2 separate regions of the Mus musculus genome follow, and region 2 is linked to region 1. The links are chromatin loops, found by intact Hi-C in ENCODE. Cell type or tissue: gastrocnemius. All regions are shown on one strand. Each heading gives the region's core, and the rest is flanking DNA. Links, peaks and the distances in the headings are about the cores only.

The links. Peaks named below come from ENCODE experiments on the same cell type or tissue, not always from the same donor. Only the 100,000 strongest peaks of a DNase experiment are listed, where the experiment ranks them.
Region 2: a loop joins it to region 1, with 2.3 times the contacts of the local background. A loop is called at or near these places in 1 of 42 quality-filtered maps.

Annotation. Positions count from the first base shown.
Region 1 is chr19:46,219,949-46,230,031 of GRCm38, forward strand. All of the region lies in intron 3 of Gbf1 (golgi-specific brefeldin A-resistance factor 1), which reads left to right. Among named protein-coding and RNA genes, the nearest start is that of Gbf1, 72 kb to the left of the region's middle. In gastrocnemius, for the core only: no CTCF peak of the experiment used is centred there; a DNase peak (open chromatin) is centred at 5,795; H3K4me3 peaks cover 216 bases; H3K27ac peaks cover 3,832 bases.
Region 2 is chr19:46,142,815-46,152,897 of GRCm38, forward strand. Pitx3 (paired-like homeodomain transcription factor 3) reads right to left here and starts at 5,511. Exons shown (of 4, transcript NM_008852.4): 1 at 5,387-5,511. It overlaps Gbf1 (golgi-specific brefeldin A-resistance factor 1), which reads left to right and starts at 9,744. Exons shown (of 40, transcript NM_178930.3): 1 at 9,744-9,978. In gastrocnemius, for the core only: no CTCF peak of the experiment used is centred there; DNase peaks (open chromatin) are centred at 4,897, 5,568 and 5,746; H3K4me3 peaks cover 2,597 bases; H3K27ac peaks cover 2,442 bases.

The sequences.
Region 1 (10,083 bases), core at 1,230-9,229:
TTTTTCTTCTTGAAAGGAGCAAGAAAGTAGAACAACCAGTCCTACTTTATGATAACAATTCTCTCTGATATCCTTGGCCAAGCTAGCAGAATCATAATTTCTTTTGTAAATAATTGAGGTTTATCATTTTTCTTTCTCAAACCTCCTTTTCTTCCCCCTCTTTGCTCTTTCAGCAGAGATGGCATTAATATGGAAAACATCTACCTAGCTGGCTTCGTTTAATCAGGCAAGTCTGACATTTGTGAAACCTCTCATTAACATTTTCCCCAAAGAGCACAAAATGGCCTCCTCTCAGTATACAGCCACCTCAAAGTTTAGGCTGATTTCCATAGCCATTGGCAGGCAGCTCTCAGAGATGTTACTTCTTCAAACTCTCATTTCTGGCCAACAGCCACTGGTCACATATGTGGGGACCTTCTGTTTCGGTGCTGCCCTATTCCTTGTAAACATTGCTTTTTACCAGTTTAGCCTGGGAATAACCAGGTGTCTATACATGAATGGGACCAGGGTATAGATTCTTCAGGGCGTCCGTGCTTCCTTTCCGCTAATTCAGAAGCTGTTGAATGCTTCTCACTCTGTTCCACACTGAGCTAACAAAAGCAGAGTGCTCCTTGTCCCTCTCTGTCCTCCAGGAGCTTATAAACATCAATTAGGTATACATTAGACTATACTGTAGCATTTTAGACTAAAGCAAGAGCACTGTATGGAAATACAAGAAAAAAGAGATTAGTTCTGGAAATAAGATGTCAAGGCTGGTCCCTTCATTGAAACTGAGAACATGAGCTGTAGGAAAGCCAGGCTTAGATTCTGAGGCCATCAGTTTTATTACCATGGAAACAAGACCTGGTATGTTACTGACTTTTTCATAGCTTGACCAAGATACCTAAGAGAAGATCACAGGGGGCTGGAGAGATGGTTCAGTGGTTAAGAGCACTGACTGCTCTTCTAGAGGTCCTGAGTTCAATTCCCAGCAACCACACGGTGGCTCACAACCATCTGTAATGGGAGCCAATGCCTTCTTCTGGTGTCTGAAGACAGCGACAGTGTACTCATATATAAAATAAATAAATAAATCTTTTTTTTTTTTAAGGAGAAGATTATAGAGGGGAAAAAGGATTTATTTTTATTGTAAAGATTTCTAGCCCTTGTCTTTGAGTCCTTAGTTAGGTGAAACCTTACAGTAGTGGGGAGACATGGAGGCGGAAAACTATTCACCTAATAGCTGATAGGAAGCAGAGAAGGGCTAAGAGACTGAGAATTAGATAAATTCAAAGCCTCACTGCTTCCTCCAGCTATGTCTCACCTCCTGAGCTTGTCAAAGAAGCACTGTCCTCAGGAGCAAGCAGTCAACAGATGAAACTGTGCTTCTCATTCACACCATTATAAACCTTTGTACCATGGACTAATTTACAATAGGGGTGATGGCACATTATGGTAACAATAATATGTCCTCTTTTACTAGAAGGTAGCGCTAGCCTCCTTTTCTTCATTCCTTTTATCTAATTCATTCAAAGACAAAGTCCCTTGTTTCTGTGGTTTTATTTATTTTTCTTGAGGCAAGATCTCATATAGTTCAGTTTGGTGGTGAGATTGTCATTCAGCCTAGATTAGACTTGAGCTTCTAGTCTTGGTGCCCTCTCCCAAGTGCTGGGATTACAAGTGTGCATCACTGTAACCAACTTGTGTGTTTAGGTTATACTCCTAAAATTAAATTCAAGCCTCTTTTCCTTCCCTCTGGATTTTTGTTTGTTTTTCAGTTCTTTAGCTTTTGACTAAAGACATAGACAGCTTATATGTAGTAATTTTATCTCTTTCTTTTACATTTTTATCACATTGCTAGTGAGTATTCAAAAAGTATTAGAAACAGAACCATCAGTTAGGTTATGAGTGAGCCAGTTTTAAAACTGTGAGACTGGGGATGGAGCTCAGGGTTAGGGCACAAGCACCAAGCAAAATGCCAAACTTTAATTAGCCACATATGGAGGCACAGCCTTCACCAGATAGTTGTAAGATTGAGACAAGAGAGTCACGTGAGTGGAGATCCAGCCTGGGCAACAGTTTTAATAAAACTGTGAGCTCAGGGCCCAGTGAAAGACTGTCTCAAAAACAAAACAAAACAAAACAATCAAGGTGGCAGTTCTTCCCCATTTATGTCTATTTCTAATTAAGCTTTTTCAAATATATGCCTATGCTTGTATGTATGAGTGCAGGCACAGAGTCGGCAGAGGGCATCAGATCTCATGAAATTGGAGTGACAGGCTGTTGTGAGCTATCTGATGTGGGGGCTGGGAATCAAAGTCAGGTCCTTTGGAAGAGCAGGAAGCACTTGTAACTGCTGAGCCATCCCCCCAATCCCTGTGGTGTGTGTGTGTGTGTGTGTGTGTGTGTGTGTGTGTAATTTTGGTGGCCAATACAAATAACATTTTCTCCATTATAATTTTATTTTCTTTGTTTACTTTGAGATGATTGCATCCAGCTAAATTTCTTCTTGCTTTACTACTACTGGCTACCTTCTCCTGTATTCCTGTAGTTGTTTTATTATATGCTCATAATAGTTCAGTCTTTGGAGCTTTTTCCCTTATGGTGTCTTTTTCCAGCAGGGTCAACTTTGTACATGACAATTCATATCTCCAGACTGGGGAAACAAAAGCTTCAAGGCATTTTTAGTACATAGGCATGAAATGCTAAATCCTGTCAATTCCAGATCCAAGGTCTGCTTCCTATCAGGTAGCATAATATAGATTAGGCTTTGGAAACTCCCAAAATAGCATTTGCTAATTTGCCCTTTCCTTCTTCCTTTTATTTTTCCTGGTATCTGTGTAGATCCTACCATAGTCTAGATTCCTGTAAGACTCTGTCATCTGGTCAACTGCTACTACCAAATAGCTATATTTATTGTTATGAGCAAAAATCTGTTTGAAAAAGGCAGCAAAGGAAGACTTTTTAGTGTATCATTTTCCCATTGCTGTCCTGGGTGAAGCATAACTCCCATGGACAGAAATACAGAGTTCATTTGAGTATAAAATAGCAGGCAAGGAAACAGGTGTAGATGGGCTTTGTTGTGAGATCTGCCTACTCTCCAGGAAGACAGCCTCCCCCTCACCTCCCCAACAGAAGTCTCTCCCCTTCCTTCATTACAGATCATCGTAAGACTTCCATCCTATGCTGGTCTACGTAGAAATGAGAGAGTACATACTTTTTCTTTTAACACATCGTACTTTTTCCTCCCCTGAGCTTGCTAACCTTCAGCTTAAGTGTGCACCAAGTGCAGATGTATAGTCTTCCTCCCTTCCTGTCCCTCACTTATTCTGAAGGAAGGCAGCAGGTGAGGGGATGCGGAAAGCATGGGGTGGGAGGCTGGGAGGGAGGAGTTTTTCTCACACGCACTATGGATGTTGCTCAACCAAATGGTGTGAAATTGAGTCAGAGCCACAGCATGTGTTTCAATTTTCCAGGGAATTTCCTCTTCCTAACTGTAGGTTTAACCCTTTCTTTTGTTTAATGCCAAGAGTTACCTAAAAACATAAAATGAGTTAAATATAAGAAGAAAAAAAAAATGCTAAGATTCCACAAGGCCTCTCTTTGAGCTCTGGAGCTCCAGCTCATTTGCTGCCAGATGGCTGTAGAGAAGGGTATAGACTTTGAAGTCAGGTAGACGTAGGTTCAAATCCAATCTCTAGCAAGCATGCCTTCTATAGTTCTTTTGAGAGTTAAATGAGATAATGTATAAAATGCCTACCATAGTATATACTTTGCACATAGTGCATACTTGATACATGTTTGTTTCATCTACAATCTACCTTCTGGAATTTTTGTCAGATAGTCTTGCTGTGTTTCCCAGGCTGATGTTGAACTTTCAGCCTTCCTCAGCCTCCCAAATGCTGAAAGTATAGGTGTACATCTCACTTGGCTACTTACTACATTTTACAGGGAAACCAGGTCACATCAGTGCAGGCCAGAGCTTGACATACTCATCAGTGTAAGTTAGGGGTTTTCTTTTTTTAAAGATATTCTAACTACATTCGCTTATTATGTGTATAGGTCTTAGGCATGCATGCTAAGGTGAGAGGGAAGCTTGCTAGGGTTGATTCACCCTTACAAGTATGTTCCAGGGGTAGTACTGAGGTCATTAGTCTTGGCAAGTACCCTTACCCACTGAGCCTATCGTCAGGTGGTACAGGCACACAGGCCTGTAATCCCAGACACTCTAGAGGCAGAGACTGAAGGCTCACAGCTTGGGCTCATGCTAGGCCTTAGGCAGCTGGAGGCCTCCTGAGCTACTTTAGATTGTCTCAAACAACAAACGATAAGTTAAGAGTCCAAGGGATTCAAAGCTTTCTTCTGGACTTCATGAGTACCTGTGTTCATAATACATACAATTAAAAAGAATTAAAAATTTTTTAACATTTATTTATTTATTTATTATATATAAGTACACTGTAGCTGTCTTCAGACATTCCAGAAGAGGGCATCAGATTTCGTTATGGATGGTTGTGAGCCACTATGTGGTTGCTGGAATTTGAACTCAGGACCTTTGGAAGAGCAGTCGGCACTTTTAACCGCTGAGCCATCTCACCAGCCCCAAAATTAATTTTAAAAAGAAAGAAAATCACTTATTTTCCCCAAAATGTTAAAGGGGCAGCTATTGAACCTATGCTACCAGGATGGTGGGTTGGGAGGCAAATTTGTCTCTCTTCTGTCTTTATTCTTATTCCAACTAGGGAGACTCACCCCAATGCTCCTGATACTTATTAATGAATTAATTAGTTAACGAATTTGTTGTTGTTAGGGGAAGGGCAAACCAAAATCTAACTTGTGTTAGACAAGTTCTCTACCAACAACCCACACACACACACACATACACACAAACACATACCATTCTCTTTTTGTTTTTTTTTTAGGTGTAATTAACATACAATGAAATCTACAAAATTTCAACATTCAGTTAATAAGTTTTGGTATCGTATAAACCATATAACTACTAAACAGAAGTTAAAATTTTAAGAAAAGTTACAGCTGGACATGATGATGCAGACCTGGCTTGGAATTCCAACACTTGGAGACTGAAGTGGCAGGATTCCAAGTTTGAGATGAGCTTAGGCTAATAGTAAATTCCTGGCTAATCTTGGCAACATAAAGAGACTTTGACTCAAAAATGGTATCAGAAAGAAGACACAGAACATGTTCATCACTCCCCAAGGTTCCCTCATGCCCTCTTTGAGTCACACTGTACACCCTATATTAAAACGATTTATGTCCTGTCACAATAGATTAGTTTTGTTTTGAGATTTCATGCAGATGGAATTCATGGGTGGCTTGTATTTCATTTCTTCAAGTTTAGCATAGTTTTGGACTTTAGATCTGTTACTAGATCAGTATTTCTTTTGCTTTTTTGCCCCTAGACAGTATTTAATAATTATATGGCTAGATATATCAAAAGAAAGTATATCTAATCTCTTACTGAAAGACTTTTCCATTGTTTCCAGTTTAGGATTATGACCACTATAAATATTTCTCTTTGTTAGCTGTTTTAGTTTCTCTTGGATAAACAGGTAAGAGTAGAATCATCGCCTCATAAGGAGCATCTGTTTAGTTCAAAAAAGAAACAATTCTTCATGGCTCCTCCCACCCCCAAGCTCTTCTTTTTCTTCCCGGAGGGACTGGGCTCTTTAATTTGAGGACTTGGCAGGAGAGAAGCAGCCACATCACCAGGGTCCCTGTTGCCAGAGCACAGTGGCCTGAACTGGACACTTAAAAAACTGAAACAGGTGTTTGAAACCCTACTCCAGCTTCTGCATTTGATGCCAACCCCCTGAGAGGCTGAGACTTTGCCAGGAGAACTCAGGACGAATCATATGTATGCTGGATTAGAGACTTTTATGAGTCCAGGACGCTAAGTGTGTATACATAGTAGCCTGATTATTTAAAGCAGATTAAAAAATGTTTTTATGTAGCAAATACTATTTAATGAGGGGCAGGAGGCTATGTGCAGGTAAAAAGTCTTTCCTTACAGTTGATTCTACCTCTCTACCTTTTATCCTCCAGCAATTGAGTCAGTATGTTCCTTAGTAAAGTTAATATTGCCAAAGGCTCTGAGCCAGGTAAATTTGGTACCCTGTGTGTCAAACATGGGGCTACATTATGCCCTGTAAATTTTTTATTATTATTATTTTGTTTTGTCCCGGTTTTTTGAGACTATATAGCTCTGGCTGCCCTGGAACTTGCTATGTAGACTAGGCTAGCCTTCAACACACAGTTCCTCCTGCTGTGCCTCTTGAGTGCTGGATTAATTCTTGGCCCAGTTCTATTTTTTGGATACTTTTGTTTTAACTAAGCCATAGGATTTTTAATCCTCATATGCTAGCAGCTAAAGCAGGAAACTGAAGGTCTGAATGTCTGAAGCTAGAGGACTCAGTACTCTGTGTTCAGCCCAATTGAAACCAATACAAGTATAATCTTACGTTTTCTCTCTCTCCTTCCCTCCCTTTCTCCTCTCATCCCTCTCCTTTCAACAGAATCTTACTGTGTATGTGTAGCCTTGGCCGCCTGCAACGGAACTCTGTAGATAAGGCTGGCCTGGAACTCACAGAGACTCAGCTGCCTCTGCCTTTTAAGTGCTGACTTTGTAATCTGCTTGCTTATGTTTTGTTTTGTTTTGTTTGTTTGTTTGTTTTTCCAGACAGGGTCTCTTTCTCTATCTCTGTCTGTCCTGGAACTCATCATGTAGACTAGGATGGCCTCAAACTCACAGAGATCTACCTGCCTCTGCCTGCCAAGTGCTTGGATTAAAGGTGTATATCACTACACCCAGCTATAATTTGTTTCTTCAAGGGCAGCTTCAACTGAAGATTTCAAAAGGAAGTTTCCAACTCTGAATCTTTTCTTATACGTGATTTAAAAAGCCCAAGAAAGAGAGGAATTTAGACTTTCCATGCATGCCAGCTTGGCCTTTCCACAAACTCTTGAGAGAAAAAGCATTTTTGAATTGAGTTCCACTTTCATATTCAGACATTCACCTTAGAGCTTGCTACTGGGCCATATCACGTGGATGCTGGCCTTGGACACTAGGCAAGAGTTAAAAGGCTAAGATTATCTCAACCTGACCTTTTTTTTCATTTAATTTAGTAAAAAAAAAATTTGTGGGCTGGTGAGATGGCTCAGTGGGTAAGAGCACCCGACTGCTCTTCCGAAGGTCGGAAGTTCAAATCCCAGCAACCACATGGTGGCTCACAACCACCCGTAATGAGATCTGATGCCCTCTTCTGGTGCATCTGAAGACAGCTACAGTGTACTTTACATATAATAAATAAATAAATAAATCTTTAAAAAAAAAAAATTTGTATAATTCAAAAAAAATTTTTTGATACATACATACAGCTGTGAAATTTAACAATGGATTTATGTAACTGCCACTACAGACGGGATCTAAAATAGCAGACTTCCTCTGCCTTCCCTCTTCAGCCACTAGTCTGCTGTCCTTCACGTGGTTTTATCAATAAGCTCATATGAAGGGAATCATATACAGTGTGTAATCTTCTGAACCTGCTTCATTATTTACCATGATGCCCTTGGGATTTACATGGGCTACTGTGTGTCAGCAGTTCCCTTTTTACTGCTGAGTCATAGTCCACTCTGTGTATGCAGCATACTTTATCCACCCAACAAGGATACTTGGACGCTCCAGTTTACTACTAGAATTGCTATGAACATTGGTGTGGGTTTGTATTTGAAACAAGGTCTTGCCATGTATCCCAGCCTAGCGTGGATGAAACCTAACATCCTCCTGCCTTAGCACTCTTGAATGCTGACATTACAAACGTGCTCCACCATACCTAGCTTGATTGTTCTTGTTGGGTTTTTTTTTTTTTTTTTTTTTTTTAAATACAGGGTCCCTTGTAACTACAGCTGGCTTCAAACTTCTTTATAACCAGAGATTAAATTGAATTTCCTTTTAAAAATTATAAACTTGATATGTACAGGTATTTTGCCTGCATGTATATCTGTGTACCATGTTCATGTAGTGCCCTTGGCATCCAGATGAGAGTATTAGATCCCCTGGGACTGAAGTCACAGATGGTTGTGAGCTGCCATGTGGGTGCTGAAAATGCAACCTAAGGTCTATAGCAGAGTAGCCAGTGAGTTCTCTTAACCACTGAGCAAGCAATGGCTTCAGCTCATTACTTTGAACTTCTAATCCCCCTGCCTCTACCTCTTGAGTGAGTATTAGGATTACAAGTGTGCAACACCACACCTTGTTTATGTGATACTGAGGATCAAACCCAGGGCTGTATGCATGGTAGGCAAGTATTCTACCAATTGGGCTACATCCCCTATGTCTAATTTATGTATGTCTCTGTGTGATGTGCTTGTATAAGCATGTTTATTCATATGTATGAGCACATGTGTGTGGACGCCAAAGGCTGACGTCAGGTAAAGACAGCTTCTTGAGTTGCTCTCCACCTTATATGTTAGGGCAGGTCTCTCACTAGAACCCAGAATTTGCTGATTTGGCTAGGCTAGCCAGCCAGCTTGGTCTGGGGATCCCCTGTGGTTGACTCCTGAGTATTGTGACTACAGGCAGACTTCCACACTCGCCCGAAGTGCTGATGTCCAAACTCAGGTTCTCACCCTTATATAGGAAGTGTTTTACTAACGGAGCCATCTCTTTATCCTTTGTGTTTGTCTGGTTTTGGTTTTGTGTTTGTTTGTTTGTTTGTTTTGAGACAGGGTCTTATAGCCTCAGTAAAGCTGGAATTTACTGTATAGACTGGGCTGGTCCCAGACTTACGGACCCTTGCTTGCCTCTGCCTCCTAAGTCCTGTTATACAAATGAGCACCATCACATCCAGCTGTTACACAAGTGAGCTCTATCACATCCAGCTGTTACACAAGTGAGCACCATCACATCCAGCTGTACACAAGTGAGCACCATCACATCCAGCTGTACACAAGTGAGCACCATCACATCCATCTGTTACACAAGTGAGCTCCATCACATCCATCTGTTACACAAGTGAGCTCCATCACATCCATCTGTTACACAAGTGAGCTCCATCACATCCAGCTGTACACAAGTGAGCTCCATCACATCCAGCTGTTACACAAGTGAGCTCCATCACATCCAGCTGTTACACAAGTGAGCTCCATCACATCCAGCTGTTACACAAGTGAGCTCCATCACATCCAGCTGTTACACAAGTGAGCTCCATCACATCCATCTGTTACACTAGTGAGCACCATCACATCCAGCTGTTACACAAGTGAGCACCATCACATCCAGCTGTTACACAAGTGAGCTCCATCACATCCAGCTGTACACAAGTGGTGAGCTCCATCACATCCAGCTGTTACACAAGTGAGCTCCATCACATCCAGCTGTTACACAAGTGAGCTCCATCACATCCATCTGTTATACTAGTGAGCACCATCACATCCAGCTGTTACACAAGTGAGCACCATCACATCCAGCTGTTACACAAGTGAGCACCATCACATCCAGCTGTACACAACTGAGCTCCATCACATCCAGCTGTTACACAAGTGAGCTCCATCACATCCAGCTGTTACACAAGTGAGCTCCATCACATCCAGCTGTACACAAGTGGTGAGCTCCATCACATCCAGCTGTACACAAGTGAGCTCCATCACATCCAGCTGTTACACAAGTGAGCTCCATCACATCCAGCTGTACACAAGTGAGCTCCATCACATCCATCTGTTACACAAGTGAGCACCATCACATCCAGCTGTTACACAAGTGAGCACCATCACATCCAGCTGTTACACAAGTGAGCACCATCACATCCAGCTGTACACAAGTGAGCTCCATCACATCCAGCTGTACACAAGTGAGCACCATCACATCCAGCTGTTACACAAGTGAGCACCATCACATCCAGCTGTTTTTATTTTTGAACAAGTTTAGTTTATGAATATTTATCTGTGTGTTTGTTTGTTTCCTTGTTTCAAGACAAGGTCTTACTATGTAGCTTTGTTAGACCTGGATCTCACTATATAGACCAGCTGGTCTTGAACTCAGAAATTAAAGGCACAGATTATGTTTTGATTTAATATCTGAGTTCA
Region 2 (10,083 bases), core at 1,082-9,081, 77 kb before region 1:
CTGGTGATGTATCTAGATGTATCGAGGGTTTGTCTGGCCACCCCTATTCTTTCTGCCACATTGTGCTTGGGATGTGAGGTCCAAACTTCACTGGCATTATGGTGGCTAGCTCAGGCCTAGGGGAAATAGAAGACCTTCAGGTATGTCTTGATTTCAAAGTACAAAAGGTCTATTATGGACAAGCAAGAACACAATAGTCATAAGACATTAAGGGCAAGGCACAGACCATAGGCTAAAGAAGTCACACTGAGGGGGGGTGTGTATCTGTGGTTCCCAAGGAATGAAAGCTCACTGCAAGAAGGCAACTCTCATGGAACCTGCTTACAGTCCAGAGGAGTAGATCAAGGCCACAGGCAGAATCCAAGACAAATTGAAACATCAGTGCCTGAAGCAGGAGGAACGAGCAGGGAAGGAATGGGAGAAATCTTCATCTTGGAGGCAGCGGATGAGGAGGGAGACAAGCGGGACCAGGATTGTGATCTATGGCTCTGCTTAGCAAAACAGTAAACTGGGAACAGGTGAAAACCAAGGTCCTGAACAAGTACAGTGCCATCGCACATCCTGAGGCTGAAGCGAACCCCTGGGATGGATACATCCTTCTTCTATTCACTGGAGGTACACAGTGTCCAGACTCCGGTCTGCTGAACTGCAAGTGTGCAGCGGAGGACAGATTGTGCAGCAGAGAACAGATGTGTGCCCACAGCTTCGGGACGAAACCCCTGCACCTCAGGTGGAGGCAGGATTTGATGTATTCATGTTATCAAAGGGGGTGTATTGGGGATCAGAGAAGGAGTTATACATACTTTTCAGTGCCCATCCCTCACTTCCTTCTTTGATAAGGCATTATATGTGTTCACGAAGAGGCATCCCCAGGGACTGAAATCCACTAACTTTAACTTTCTCACAGTCTAGGGAGGCAAACGGAATATAGGATGAAAATAACGGAGCATATAGATCTTACTCTCAGGTGTGGGAGATTAGAGGTATCAAGTGTTGGGGGGCTCAGAGGATGCAGGCACATCATTGATATGGGGGTTGAGGAGAAAGAGAAGGGTCAGGGTCTTCTAAACAGCCCACAACTGTTGAGAGTATTTAAAGGGCACTGCAGAGCCTCATTTGATCAGAGGCTTACTGTGGACCATGAGAGTCCAGCAGGAAAGAAGGTCTTCAGTTGAGGAGTCGTGATGAGAGGTAATTGCTGATTCGGATTTAGTGTAAAGGCTAGACTGTTCGTGGCTTTTCTGTTAAAAGCATCTCCTACATTCAGGGTGTGGTGACATATGCCTATAATCCCAGCACTCAGGAGGCTGAGGCGGGAAGATCAAGAGTTTAAATCTAGCTTGGTCTTGGGCTATATAGGGAACCCATATATGAAAATAGGGGCAGGGATGAAACAGCAGCAACGAATATGAAGAATCTGTGAGATCTCTAGCTTGATTTTATGTAACCTGCATGTTCATTTCCATGTACTGGGGATGGAACCAGGCCCCTTGCGCACGCCAGGCAAACAGTCGGGCCCCTTGCACACGCTAGGTGAACAGTCTACTACCACTAAGCTACCTGAGGCACATCCCTAGCCCCACCCCCAGCTTAATTTTAAGACTTCTAATCGATTTTGCATCCTATTTCATAAAGCACACCATGTCCATATACACACCTGGCCCCAGTCTTAAGGAAGACAGACCGTGGCCAGCCCATTGCCGTCCTATTCCTGGACTGCCTTCCTAGCTCCACACCAAGAAGCGTTACTGCAAGCCCGAGGACATACAAGCAGATGACATACAAAAGTGACATCTTTGTGACCTTTATTTGCAGTGGTAACTAGAATGGATCAGGCTGGGGAACAGATTTGTAAAGAAGGTCGAAACCATGCCAGGCAGCATTGGGGAGGAGGCACTGAGGCCAGAAGTTTCCAGTTCAAGGCCAGCCTGGGCTACATAAGGAGGCCCTGTTACAAGTAATCAGAAAGTTAAAGATGGTCTTGAGGTGGAAGGATGGGGAGAGTCTTGTACATCACATATGTCTCTTACCATAGTTCTCTCCCTCTCCCCGCCCCCCATCACACTTACAGGCCACTATCAATTACTGTGCACACTGTAAGTCCTCTAAAGCTCAGATTCTAATACCTCCTTTTGGTTAGCTCTCATCCCCCTCTCCCATACTCTAGCAAGCGTCAGTCAAAAAATGGGGAAGGAAGGATTCGACATGCTTTGATCACTGTAGTTCAGCCTCAGACCTTGCACCCTGCCCTCTCTTCCTAGACCTAGATCCTAGGCTCTCATTGACATTCTCGAGCAGTGGACAGGCAGAGTTCAGATCAGGCTATTTGGTAGAAAGGTGAATATACAGTGGGGAACTCCTCATGTTCTCAGAGAGGGATAGGGGTGATAGCTGACACTGGAACTCCAGGGAAGATGTTCCATCTCTCCTTAAGAGTCTGGCTGTAGCTGGATCAAGGGTATGATCAGACTACTCTAAGGCAAAAGCCCTTGCCTTCCAAAGAAAGATGCTATGGTCACGGGGACTGCAGTTTGGGCAGAATAATAGCCACGAGGCTTCTTCCAGTGTCCCTCCGTTTACAAAGAGCTTTCCTTCTATACGTGACTGATATGCTTCATTTAACCCACAGGCCCCCGAGTGGCAGGGGTGTCTATCCCTGCTTATATCTCCAAGAAGGCAGGAAATAGTCCCAGGTTGCACAGAACCAAGAGGTTTGAACCGAGTTCTGCTATTTTTCTGGTCTTCCACGCCACACTGCAGCTATGAGTGACTGACACGTACTGATTGCCAGAAGCCCTCTTAAGATCCAGTTCTACTCAACTGCCTCTATTGCTTCTCTGAAAAGGAGCTCTGGAAGTTAGCTGTCCACAGGACCCAAGCACAGTTTCCTAAGCTTGTAAGCCGCCCACTCCCAACCCCATCTCCAGTTTCAGGAGTTCAGCAAGTAAAGTCTTCTGCTCATGTAGGTCTTTTTGTGTTGTAGATTTTCATCCTGCTGCACCTAAACTTTCTGTCACTCTTCCCTGGCTGCATTCCTGGTTCCCCATGTCAACTATTCTCTGCCTCTGTCTCTCTGTCTCTGTCTGTCTCTCTGCCTCTGTCTCTGTTTTTCTCTCTGGAACCCAGGACCTTGGATATGTTGTGCAAATACTTTCTCACTAAGCTATACTCCCAGCTCCACTCTCTGACTTCTCTAGGCCTGTAACATCTTCCCTAAGAGCTGCTGGTCAGTTACACACTCGGCTACATGGTTTCATGCAAGAATGGCGGATTTTCTTTTTAGTTATCTTTGTTATGATGTTATCTATCTATCTATCTATCTATCTATCTATCTATCTATCTATCTATCTATCTATCATCTCTTTGGTGAAAGCAGAACTTTGAGTTTTCAAAGAACCAGCTGTAATGCCTTCTTTCTTTCTTCTCTAACATGGAGTCTTTCATTTCCTGGATAGTTTCAGTGATTTTTTTTTCTTTTTTTTCCCAAAGCAACGGGAGCATAAAACCCTGAGACCTGTATGATAATGAGATGGGAGCAGTTGAGGCATGGTTTTCTATTTATCAAGGAGAGCAAGGGACAAATAAAAGATGAGGAACAAGGTCTTAGCCAGTACCTAAGAAAACTTTAGGACTGAGGAATGGAAGTAGGCGTGTAAGAAATAAGAATTATATTTTACTCTTGGGTGGAGAATGAGAAAAGTAGCCTCCTCCTCTCCCACTCCCTTTCTTTCTTCCTTTCTCTCTCTCTCTCTCTCTCTCTCTCTCTCTCTCTCTTTCTTTCTTTCTTTCTTTCTTTCTTTCTTTCTTTCTTTCTTTCTTTAAAAGATAACTCATTGTTAAACAGTGCCTTGCGTTAGTCCTCCTGAAAACTCACCCCCTGGCTGAGTTGTCATGTTTGCGAGAATAGATTCAGAGTTCCCTTTGCTCTGTCCTCTTCTGCCTAACTGGGCTCTAGCTAGAGTTGGTGGTCAGGGAGTGTGGTCATTGTATTGGTCCAAAGGAATCAGCCTCAGCCAGAAAGAAAGCAAACTGAGACATTCTTCCTGGCCAGGCTGAGAGGCTAGTAAAGGCACCCCGTGGGACCACAGAGTCGGAATTTCAGCGGCCCCTTTCTCAAGACCATAGGCTTTGCTTTGTGAAAGGGTTAAAATTTTCTTGTCTGGAAGGTTCTTAGTTGGTCAAGGAGCCTTGAGTGGGCTAACAACCAGACTAGGAATTTGAGGGTATCCGGTCAGTTGTACTGGAATTAGGGTTAGAAAGAAAGAAAGAAGGCCTAACAGTTGACTTCGAGTTTGTGAGGGGACTGAGCCCCTCGGAGGCTTGTGAGTGGCCTGCGGCTGCTGCACCCTGTAGCTTAGTCTTCCCTTTGTAGGGCTTAGTCTTTCCTCAGTTTGGATTGGGGAAGTCTACTGATGCCCTGATCTCTTTGAGCTGGAGCGGGGGTTGTCTTGCAGAGGAACCCTGCCCCAAGGCCGTGCTGCACCCTTTACTCTCCCAGCTCCTTTCAGGCCCAAACGGGCAGGAGAGGCAAAATCAAGTTTGAAAACTGGGAGCTGGGATTTCAGGGGACCCACCGAGCCGACCCCATGGCACATAACGCAGCTGGGCAGGCGCTGCCGGATAGGTGGACATGCCAGTCGGCCAGGGACATTCCGTTCACCACTGCTGGACACATCGTCTGCTCCCCAGAGAGACCCACTTTGCCGCCCCAAGCGTTCTATCCGTTCCAAACCCCACGTGCCGCTGACATTCTGTCCGATTCCGAGGAGGCTCCAGATCTGGACCCTTCCAGATCCAAACGGCCCACGACAGACCTGCCAGTCGTGTCGCGTTGTGCTGGCAGCTTGGGCCCTGTAGCTCGCAGCGGCCATCTGACCCAGTAGCGACTCTCGCAACAGGGCTCCAATTCCAACTGCGGAGCAGCTGGGAAGGAAAGCATGAGCTACTACGCGCACCCCTACTTCCAGACGCTGGAGTCTGTCTAAGCCTGGGCCAAGTGGCGCTGCGAGCCGCCTGTTGCCCTTAGGCTGAGCGACCGCTGCCCTCTCCTCAGTTGGCTACCCTTATCACCTTCTGGCCCTTGCCGCTTGCCCCTAGATTTCAAGGTGCTCTCTGGTAAAGGTTTCCAGACTACCCACTCTGTGGTTCGTGCAGTTCTTCGGCTTCTCTCTGAGTCCCCTAAATCTCTTCTCAGTCCCCCACGTCCTTCCTCAGAGTTTCCCTTCTCCCATGTCCCAGCCCCGGGGCTACTATACGCCTTTTCCCTTTTGACCGATTCCCCAAACACCAGAGTTCAACCGCCCCAGGTTTCCTTTTAGGAGTCCCAGGACCAGCCTTGGTCCCTCGGTCCCCTGAGCCCCTATTCCCTGCATGGTCAAGTACTCACAGTGCGTCCCGCAGCAGGCAGACTCCGGGTGGTGGCTGTGGCGGCGGCGTTCTGGAGCGCAGGCAGGGGCCAGGGGCCAGGCACCCTGCGGGGTGGGGGCCGCCCCCCTGCTCTGGGGCGGCCGCTCCGCTGGGCTCTCCCAGGCTAGCGGAGGAGAGAGTGAGTCTCACAGTGCAGTGCCACCCCCCGCCGGCGCCCATTCACTTTATGGCAACCCAGGGCGCCCCCAGCCCGCCGCAGCATGCCGCGCGCCCCAGGCCCGCCCCTTTCCAGATGCGCCGCCCTTGCTCCTCCCTTTCCAGCTGTGAACCTTTAGGCCCCACCTTAGTGGGAGGGGTCCTGCCACCCGGCAGCCAAGAACTCCGCCCCTATGGCCAATCAGAAGCGTTTGCCATCCACTGAGCAACGCCCCCTCCCCACGTGGCCCGGACTGCGCTCCAGCTGGGACTCTCGGGTTCGGCAAAGCTAGCAAAAGTACGGTGGTCCGTGTCGCCCCTGAGTCCAGCCCGAACTGTGGCTAATTGAGGCCTTGGGCTCTCCCCGGAGTCACGAGAAGCAGTGCCGGGGGAGACGGCTGCAGGACCGTCAGGCGGGACAGAGAACCCGGCTGTCGGGTCTCAGCTCCCACACTTTGCTGCCGCTCGTTTCGCCGATTTTCTCCACTTGTCGCTGTCTGTCTTTCCACTCTTTTGTCTCTATTCCAGTCCTCGTGCGCCTTCCTTTTTTCTTCTGACCACCGCTTTGCTCCCTACTCTATCACTTCGAAAGGCTTTCTTTTTTAAAGACCACCCCTCCTTTCCATCCTATCTTTCTCTCCTTAGCTATCTCTATTTTTTTTTTTCTCCCCTAAAGAAGATAACTTGGAGAAAGCAGGATTTGGAACGAGAGAAATCAAAGTGGTATACAGCAGCATCTTCCCTCACTCACTGACCTTGGACAAGTAACAACGATGCCTCCCTGGCTTCCAGTGGCTGTCTGGCCTTGTGTGCTTCAAAGGTGTGAGCACTCGGCCTCTCACGCTGCAGTTATCAATTTGCCTGGGCTGTGCTTTCCTGGCCTCAGCCGTGTCGTGTTTCCCACGACAACAGATTTGGTCCTGTGGGTAAGGGTAGCGTTGGCGTTTTTGGATTAAGTGTTTGCAAGGGACAGGACAGGTGTCCAAGGAGTATGACAGGCGGGTTACTTAGTGCCCCTGAGAGTCCTTAAGCCCCGTGCAGTATGCTCCAAAGATGAATCTAAGCATACGTATCAATTTTTAAAGCACGATAGTTCTCTTTACTGCCTTCAGGAGAAAGTCAAAGTTTCCTAATGTGGCATATTTGATCTTCAGGACCTGAACTTCCAATCCCCCCTTCAATAGAGTCTTGCTCTGTAGCTCTCTGGTTTTGGCTGGCCCTAAACGTTCAACTATTATCCTACCTCTGTGCATTGTACTGAGTGCCCTGATTTGTCTTCATCTTCAGTTTTGTTCATCCTGAACGACCTCTAATTTTTCCTGACCAAAAACAAAAAACAAAAAAAACAACAACAACAACAAAAAACAACAACAACAACAACAAAAACAGTCGTTATATTGCTGATCCTAATTTCTGAGTTCCACTTAGGTTCTGTTTTATCTGAGAAGCCTTGCCTGAACTTCCAGGCTGGCCAAAGGTGTAGCTTCTTGCTCTCATGACCCCTTATGTATAGATTTGATATCACTCCATCCTCCATATTGAAGGAATCAACTGATGTGTTGACTTGTATAAAATAAAATTTAGGAGAACAAGAAGCATTTCTTTCCTCTTTTTCTATTCACAGGCATATAGAAACTCAATAAATGGGGGGCTGGAGAGATGGCTCAGCGGTTAAGCGCACTGACTGCTCTTCCAGAGGTCCTGAGTTCAAATCCCAGCAACCACATGGTGGGTCACAACCATCTGTAATGGGATCTGATGCCCTCTGATTCTGGTGTGTCTGAAGACAGCTACAGTGTACTTACATATAATAAATAAATAAATCTCTGGGCTGGAGCGAAAGGGGCTGGAGAGAGAAGGAAAAAGAAACTCAATAAATGTTGCACTGAAATAAATAAAAAAAAAACCTGTTTTATCTGTTAAATGATGTGTAGCACCTGTGAGGGGCTGGGGATTGCTTTCTCTCTGTCTCTCTCTCCATCTTTAATTGATAATCACATACTTCTAAGATGTCTAATGTCTGGAGGCATACCTAGATAGGGAGGGGAGAGTAGGGAGTTTTAGTTTACTTACAGGGTTTTCCTATTTGCTCTCCAACCTGAGAGAAGCCCTAAAGACCAAACGAAGAGAAAAATGGCTCAGAGGTATCATAGAATGAAATACCTTGGTGATCGTATCATCTTCATCTGACTTCCTTTAGGTTCCTAGCTGGACCTAGAGACCAAGACCAATGCATAGACACAGGGAGTTGTTGGGGGATTCTTCATATTGGATTTGGCTCTGATGGTTTTTTAAATTAGAGGATCATAACCTATGGATGCCTTGGGTGCCTGTTTCAAGGCCACATTCCAATGGCCTTAGAAAAGGTTTGCTTTGCTGGACATGGTAGCATATGACTTTAATCCCAGCACTTGAGAGGCAGAGGCAGGCAGACAGACCTGAGTTCGAGGCCAGCCTGGTCTACAAAGTGAATTCCAGGGCAGCCAGGCAGCCAGGGCTGTTACCCAGAGAAACTCTGTTTTGAAAAACAAACAAACAAAAGATTTATTTTTTATTATTTGAAATGTATGTGTCTGTGCCTGGCATAGTGGTGCAGCATTTGGGAGGCAGTGGCAGGTAGATCTCTGTGAGGTTGAAGCCAGCCTGGGCTTCAAGGACAGTCAGTAGCCAGGGTTACAGAAAGATCTCTCTCTCTCTCTCTCTCTCTCCCCCCCCCTCTCTCTCTCTCTCTCACACACACACACACACACACACACACACACACACGAGAGCGCGCGTGTCTCTGTGTGAGTATGTGCCCAAAGTGTTGGATCCCTCTGGAGCTGGAGTTACAGTAGATAGTGCTATGTACATCCTGGGAACTGAACTCAGGTCTTCTGGAAGAGCAGCAAGCACACTTAACTGCTAAGCTTCCTTTCCAGTCTCACCTGTCCGCATTTCGAAGGAAAATGGGAAATCATCATCATCATCATCATCATCTTCTTCTTCTTCTTCTTCTTCTTCTTCTTCTTCTTCTTCTTCTTCTTCTTCTTCTTCTTCTTCTTCTTCTTCTTCTTCTTCCTCTTCTTCCTCTTCTTCCTCTTCTTCTTCTTCTTCTTCTTCTTCTTCTTCTTCTTCTTCTTCTTCTTCTTCTTCTTCTTCTTCTTCTTCTTCTTCTTCTTTTTGTTAACGATGTGGACTAATGGTGTGAGATTAGGCCCTCAGACTTGATCCTCATACACCTCCACCAATCGTTCATTAAGATTTGTCCAAGGCTTAATAGGAAGGGCTGAACTGAGAGTCATATAGCCCTATGGAGTAAGGTATACCAAGTATTGAGGGAGGCTGGAGAGATGGTTTAGTGGCTAAGAGCATTATCTTAAAATAGACAAATTCTTTCTTTTTAAAAAGAAGTATTAAGTACCCCCATGCCCCTTACTCTCCGCACCGAATTGGCTGGGGTAGGTGTATGTTTTTCTCTGCTATGCATGGATCCAGCTTTCCTCGGTAGAACTCTTTCCACGTCTGGAAAATGAGGATACTCTAATTAGGTATCCAAGATTTCTGCTACCATTTTCTCTATTTCTGGATGGTAGGAATGGAGTAGAAAATGCAAAAATCAGAGTTAGGATGAGACAGGCACATATACCCAAGTGGGGCACAGAAGACAGGAGGGCGTAGGCAAGATTGCACGGGCCGGATTTAGGAACGCGTTTCAACCCCAGACCTGCCTGGAAAGAGAGCGATCCCTAAAGTAGTAAAGCCCAGGTGACTTTGGTAGGATGAAGTTGGGGGAGTAGGGTCGCCCGCTCAAGCTCTCAAAACGGACCCCGCCCCCTTTCCAGCAAATCATAGCCTTCCTGCCCAGGATGCCCAGCAGCCACTGCTAAACAGCGCACTGCAACCGAACCCTATCTGACCCCACCTCTTCAACCGCCCAGCACAATTTTTCATTGTTTATTGGCTTCTGTAACTGTCAGTCAGAGAATCCTCGTATCCGTTGGCTGTCCCCTACCTACTCTTCTTTCCCTTGTAATCTGGTCTCTTTGGGCATTGCACGCCTCCCAGAGCTAATTTCTTTCTTCGATTGGATAGTCGGAATGCCACTTTTCAGAGTGCCACGCTCTGATTGGCTGAGCGCGGCAGGACTCTCGCAGTTACCAGGCAGCGGGCTAGACTGAGGCTAGTTACCACGTCAGTGAGCTGACAGGGAAGGTAGCCGGCACCACCGAGCGTCCCGGCCCACTTACTCCAGCCTGCAGTGAGGTCTCACCCTGAAGTTAGGGTTGCCTTCCAGAAGACAGGATCCTTCCCTTCTCTCACTCGCCGCCGGCGCCGGGAGAGCGGCCGGGAGACGCCTCCGGGGCCAGGCTGGACATGAGCTGCGGCTGCCGCCGGTTCTGGGACTAGGCCCCGCCATTTTGGATCCGCTGACAGGTCAGCGAAGTCTCTTCTTAGAGTTCCAGCGTCGTGAGGGCCTCCTGACGTTGCCATCAAGAATAAGGAGGAAGGGTCCTTCGGTTGGGCGAAGCGGCCTGGGCG